Regions from separate parts of the Homo sapiens genome. Here region 1 is linked to region 2. The links are chromatin contacts, found by Hi-C or POLR2A ChIA-PET in ENCODE. All regions are on one chromosome and are shown on one strand. The core of a region is the stretch at or near the end of the contact, and the rest is flanking DNA. Distances in the headings are between cores, read along the strand shown. Region 1 has its middle 18 kb from the start of KLLN. Region 2 overlaps MINPP1 (multiple inositol-polyphosphate phosphatase 1).

What was found. A loop is a pair of places that touch in the nucleus more often than their neighbours do. ChIA-PET counts read pairs that join two places held with the same protein, here RNA polymerase II (POLR2A). Pooled maps may share reads with other maps.
Region 1: a map of mesothelial cell of epicardium shows a loop between it and region 2 (32-fold over the local background). The contact joins two enhancer-like sites. A Hi-C loop is called at or near these places in 1 of 168 maps with a recorded cell type or tissue (mesothelial cell of epicardium) and 3 of 50 pooled maps. POLR2A ChIA-PET finds 5 or more read pairs at or near these places in 1 of 52 experiments (OCI-LY7).

The regions. Positions count from the first base shown.
Region 1 is chr10:87,844,173-87,847,304 of GRCh38, reverse strand. It overlaps the pseudogene CFL1P1. Among named protein-coding and RNA genes, the nearest start is that of KLLN, 18 kb to the left of the region's middle. Within about 2 kb of position 1,869, at least 5 of the 41 ENCODE cell types and tissues checked have a DNase peak (open chromatin) inside an H3K27ac peak, as active enhancers do.
Region 2 is chr10:87,532,927-87,536,171 of GRCh38, reverse strand. The region is part of intron 4 of MINPP1 (multiple inositol-polyphosphate phosphatase 1); the gene reads right to left. Among named protein-coding and RNA genes, the nearest start is that of MINPP1, 30 kb to the right of the region's middle. Within about 2 kb of position 1,858, at least 2 of the 41 ENCODE cell types and tissues checked have a DNase peak (open chromatin) inside an H3K27ac peak, as active enhancers do.

The sequences.
Region 1 (3,132 bases), core at 620-3,119, 310 kb before region 2:
GCTTGTTCGTTTTTTTAATGTTTTGATGGGCAATGGCAACAAATTACTATGGTATTTATGAATATTGGATACACTTAAGAATTCTACTTTAAATGTTACATAGGCCAGGCATGGTGGCTCACGCCTGTACTCCCAACACTTTGGGAGGCCGAGGCGGGTGGATCACCTGAGGTCAGGAGTTCGAGACCAGCCTGGCCAACATGGTGAAAACCCGTCTCTACTAAAAATACAGGTGAAACCCTGTCTCTACTAAAAATACAAAAAAAAAAAAAATTAGCAGGGCGTGGTGGCGGGTGTTTGTAATCCTAGCTACTCGGGAGACTGAGGCAGGAGAGAATCGCATGAACCCGGGAGGTGGAGGTTGCAGTGAGCCAAGATTGCGCCATCGTACTCCAGCCTGGGCAACAAGAGCAAAAACTCTGTCTCCAAAAAAAAAAAAAAAAAAGTTACATAACTAGGAAATTACTTCCTTTCCACCTACTTAAACTTAGAATAAAAAAGTTCAATTCTAACTCTACCATGTGTATAGAGGAAAAGTTTTTCCAAATTGTTTGTGGGATAAGCTAACAAAAAAGTTTAAAGACCCCTACTCTAGCAAAACTTTCATATATTGAAAGCAGAAACATATAGGGAAATTCATGGAAATATTATTTAAAACAGCAAAAAATTAGAATCTAAATGTTCCATATAGATAAATCAAATGTGATATTTTCATATGATAAAACATTATACAGCAGGTTAAACAAATAAATTAGATCAACTTATCAACATGGAAATTTTGCAAGCTTTATCAGATACTAGTTAAATCTGATTCTCAGAATTACATTGGGCTCATCCTTCTTTCATTTCCCATTCCTCTCATGACAGAGAAACCCATCCAAAAAGTACAATAGGTGTGACATTGCCCAAACTTTGGCCCTGAAGCAGAGAACCCTGAGTGGGTATGTAACATCATCATATCGCAGTTCTAATCATGAAGGCTCCATAGTTATGTAAGGTATTTTAATGACTACACTTGCTGGGAGTGGAAGGGAGATTAAACAGCTCAAATAACCAATTAGGAGGAAAAGGATTCCCTCATTATCTAGTCTTGCGTGACATAATGACGTTTCTGTCAACAACAGCCCGCATATACCAAGGCAGTCCCATGATTATAATGGAGCTGAAAAATTCCTATCGCCTTGTGAACCTAGCCATCCTAACGTCATGGAGTAATGCATTACTCACAGTTTGCGGTGATGCTGGTGCAAGCAAACTTACTGCACTACCAGTCATATAAAAGTATAGCACATTCAATTATGTACACTATGTAATACTTGATAATGATAATAAACAACTGTTACCACTTTATGTATTTACTATACCATACTTTTAATTGTTATTTTAGAGTGTACTCCTTCTACTTATTTTTTTTTAGTTAACTGTAAAACAGCCTCAGGCAGGTTCTTCAGGAGGTATTCCAGAAAACAGCTTCAATATCACAGCAGACGACAGCTCCGTGTATGTTACTAACTCTGAAGAGCTTCCAGTGGACAAAATGTGGATGTGGAAGACACCGATACTGATGATCCTCACCATGTGTAGGCCTGTGCTTACATGGGTGTTTGTGTCTTAGTTTTTAACAAAATAAGTTTAAAAAATTTTAAGAAATTAATTTAAAAATAGAAAAAAGCTTATAGGATATAAAGAAAATATTGTTGATATGTAATCATAATTTATTATTATTTACAACTTTATGTTATTTAATAGCTTATTATTGAAGAAATTTTTTCATAAATTGTAGCCTAGTGTGCAGTGTTTATGCAGTTTACAGTAGTGTACAATAATGTCCTAGGCTTTCACAGTGACTCACCACTCACTCATTGACTCACCCAGAGCAACTTCCAGTCCTGCAAGCTCCATTCATGGTAAATGCCTTATACAGGTATACCATTTATCTTTTATACCATATTTTTACTGTACCTTTTCTATATTTAGGTATGTTTAGATACACAAATACTGACCATTATGTTACACTTGCCTACAGTACTCAGTATAGTAACATGCTGTACATGTTTGTAGCCTAGAAGCAACAGGCTATACCACATAGCTTAGGTGTGTAGTGGGCTACACCATCTAGGTTTGTGCAAGTACACTTTATCATGTTTGCACAAAGACAAAATTGTCTATGGATTCGTTTATCAGAACAAATCCCTGTTATGTGACACATGGCTATATTTGGAACCTCTACTTGCCTGGAAAGAGGAAGTAAGGTACATATTTACTTACATATGAATGATGGATAAAAGAAATATTAGTGACTTTGCAAATATCCAATGGTGAGATAAGCAAAAATGACTCTTAGCAAGAAATTAATTCTATACTAATAAAATCAGTTGTGGAGTTATTTTCTGTAGGAAAGCAAAATCCATAACATAATGCCAGTAGTAACAATTAAATTGTTTGCTTATTCATATGAATTCTATTCTACTCTGTTTTGGGAAATCTGCTTAAACATTTGAGTATTATTTTATTGTATTTTCTTTTTTTAAAAATTAAAGGTCGCTCACTAGTCCGGTTTCCATTAGCGGCCATAACCAAGGGAGAGGAACCAGCTGGCATGGGAAGGGGCCATCTTCACAACATTCCATTTATACACAGAACTAAACAGACAGGCACAGAGTCACTGTTGTGGTTAGAAGTTGTAGCATGGGAAGGTGGAGGAACAGGTGGAGAGTGGGGTTGTTTTTAAAATATATATATAGGCCTTCCCCAACTGGGGTTCCTGGGAGAACTTGGTCTGCTTCAACCCAAGAGGAATCAGAAGATCCAAGCAGTTTGGGAAGGCCAGAACTGTCAGGGATGGAGAGAGGAGGAAAATCCAGGGAGTTGGGGGGCTGTTTGGCAATTGGGGTGAAGGGAGTGCCTTCCCTCTGCTGGGATTCCCCCAGGCCCTCCAGTCTGGCAGGAAGGGGGCAGCCTGCAATCCCTGAGGGCAGGTCTGGGACTAGTAGATTCTCCAGGAAGGGCGCTGGAGGGGATCACAAAGTTTGCCCTCCAAGAAGACGACAGTGCTGACCCCTAGCTGCTTCTTGATGACGTCTTTGGAGCTGGCATAGATCATTTTGCTCTTAATGGATGCAGACTCAGAGG
Region 2 (3,245 bases), core at 609-3,108:
TGCCAGCCAAATAACCTGAACATAGTGGGTTATCAAAGATAACCTGGAAAACGCTGTATATTTATTTCAATAGATTTGTCCAAATATTCTTGAAAAATAACAATAGACTTTACTTGTCTATGTTCTAATTAAGGAGAGAGATGTTTAAGTGTAAACCTCAGAATACATGGAACTTATTTAAAATTAACACAAATAACTAAAGCAGAAATAGGAACAATCTTAATTTATTTATTTATTTATTTAGAGACAGGGTCTTGCTCTGTTGCCCAAGCTGGAGTACAGTGGCATGATCACGGCTCACCCTAGACTCGAGCTCCCTGGCTCAGGTGATCCTCCCACCTCAGCCTCGTGAGTAGCTGGGACTACAGGCACATGCCACCACGCCTGGCTAATTTTTTTTTTCTTTTGTAGAGGTAGGGATTACCCCTGTTGCCCACGCTGGTCTCAAACTCCTGGGCTCAAGCGATCCTCCTGCCTTGGCCTCCCAAAGTGCTGGGATTACAGGTCTGAGCCACCACGCCAGGCCAGGAAAATTTTTAAATCAGCATCTAGATGACAGGTAAAGTATACTGTTTTTCTCTGGCATAGATAACACCCTAACAGCTTATTTCCCAACACTGTCTAACTCAAACCATCAAATTAACTTGGGCATTTTACATTTTCATTCCCACATAGGCCTTTGCTCAATACTCTTCTTCCTTGATGTCTTCCTTATTCTTCTCTAGCCAAATTTTGCCTGGAATGATTGTCATGATGGTATTAATAACAATTAATAAAATACTTAATTGTGTAAAGCATAGTAGTAAAAGATAAATGTGTCTTTACATGTATTTGTGTGGTACACAGACATACATGAACACAGAACTCCACTCAACCTTCTCAACACCTTGAAACATGAGTATTACCTGAATTTTAAAGATGACAAAATTTTGGTTAGGAAACGCTGAACAAGGATTTGAGTTTTAATAATCCTATGCCAATGCAAATTCCATTACACTACAGTGTCAATGATTAAGGCTCACCTTACATCTTACATCCACACAGAAGCCATTTCCAACTACCATGAACTGCAGAGATGACTTACTTTCCCAAGCATCCTTTCGCTTTTGACTAAATTACTTTCTTAAGACATCTTCCTTACTAGACTGAGAGCCCCTTGGATGTAGCGGGTATAACTTCTTATCCATGTTTATGTATTCCCAATGCCTAGCATTGTGACCACACATTGTATGTGCTCAAAAACTGCTTGCTGAATTGAAATGAACTGAGCCTTTAGTTATGGAGCCATGAAATAATTTCCTAACCTCTTAGGTGGTAGAAGCATTTCTTCCATAGAATCTCTGACACAGTTATCCAGATTCAACTAGCATATTTCTAAAATAGGACACTTACTACTTCACAAAACAGCCTATTCTACTTATTTAACAGTTATTAAAAAGTTGTGGGGTTTTGTGTGTGTGAGGTTTCTTTTTTTAAAATAGTAACTGAAACAAGATTTGCCTTCCGGTTCTACTGTTGGGGTCAGCACAGAGTAGGTATACTCTCCAACTATGACAAGAATAGATATGACAACAGATTTAAGAGTGATTCTTACAAAACTGGATACAATTCAACAAGAATAGTTTTAAAAAAAAATGTACAAAGGTAAAATAATTGTGCAGAAATAATGAATAACTACTTAGTAGACCTACAATCTAGTGATAGTCAAAAAGTGTCTATTCAAAAGGCAGCTGGACATTTGAATATGAATTCAGAGTACAGCCAGGCTAGTTATATAAACTTTTACTTATTAATATTTAGCCAGTATGTGGCCGGGCACTGTGGCTCACCCCTGTAATCCTGTAATCCCAGCACTGTGGGAGGCCAAGGCAGGCAGACCACCTGAGGTTAGGAGTTCAAGACCAGCCTGGCCAACATGGCGAAACCCTGTCTCTCTACTAAAAATATAAAAATTAGCTGGGCATGGTGGCAGGTGCCTGTAATCCCAGCTACTTGGGAGGCTGAGGCATGAGAATCACTTGAACCTGGGAGGTAGAGGTTGCAGTGAGCCGAGACGATGTCACTGCACTCCAGCCTGGGGGATAGAGCGAGACTCTGTCTCCAAAAAAAAAAAAAAAAAAAAAAAAAAATATTTAGCCAGTATCTTTCAACACTACAGAGATTCCTAGCACTGAAAAGATTCCTGATACCCCTGGCTAAACTCCATGGAACTGTGACTTCAAAAAGTTGGCAAAAACACCTAGAATTGGCGTACATTTCTAAGAACTTTAAAGCAGCAAGTTTCCCCTGTTACAATGGGCTAATTGACCAAATAACTAAAATCACTTGGTGTCACTACACATTTATCTCAATGCTGCCATCTTACGTTAAAATATGGGACTACACAGCTTTAAAAAGCCATACCTTATAGACTATGAAATCTGAAAATATCAATGATTTGAAACCCAACAAAAAGGTAGAAAAAAAAGGTTAACACTGAGAGTTGAGGTATTTAGTAACAGTAAAAAATATTTTATAGTAATTAACTTAAAATGGAAGATCTCGAGGCAAGTAATTATAGACCCAAAATAAATCTTTGAGAAAACATGAAGTAACTTGTTGAAATCCTCGAATCTAAAAAGATTATATTAACAGATATATGGGGAAGGAGACAGTAAAATAAAATCTGGAGATACTTCATTTCTTCAGTGAATTCAATCTGCTTTTCTAATCACAGCTGCTTAAATAGAAATATCTGCTTAAATAGAAATATCTGCTTAAATTTGCTGGTTTTAACTTTAATCCCATTACTATAGTGATGGTGCAAAAAGGAAAATAAAAATCAAGTTCCTAATAAAATGCAAGGAGCTGAATTTCAAGGGCCGGTTATATTTAACTGAAAATTTAACAATTTGCAATCTTCCATTTTTTCCATGAAGTAAAACCATGCTATCAAAATTATGTTGAAAAAAAAATTCAGTGGCACTGAAGAATGTCCCTGATTTAATGTTAATATTAAAAAAAACCAATCTGTATACATACTAACATTCTAACAAGGGGTAGGGGTGGGATGGAGAAAGCAAAAATAGCCTGGGAACTTGGGAAAGTGAAAGTCATTTTGTCAGAAAATATGGATGTCAAAATACTCACTTATAAACTCTAATTCCAAATTTAAAAAAAGGATTTTAAGTCATGTACAAAAAAAAAAAAGGCTAATGTTTTGATAGAAGAGATCAGGAAAAACACAAAGATAAACATTCTATTAA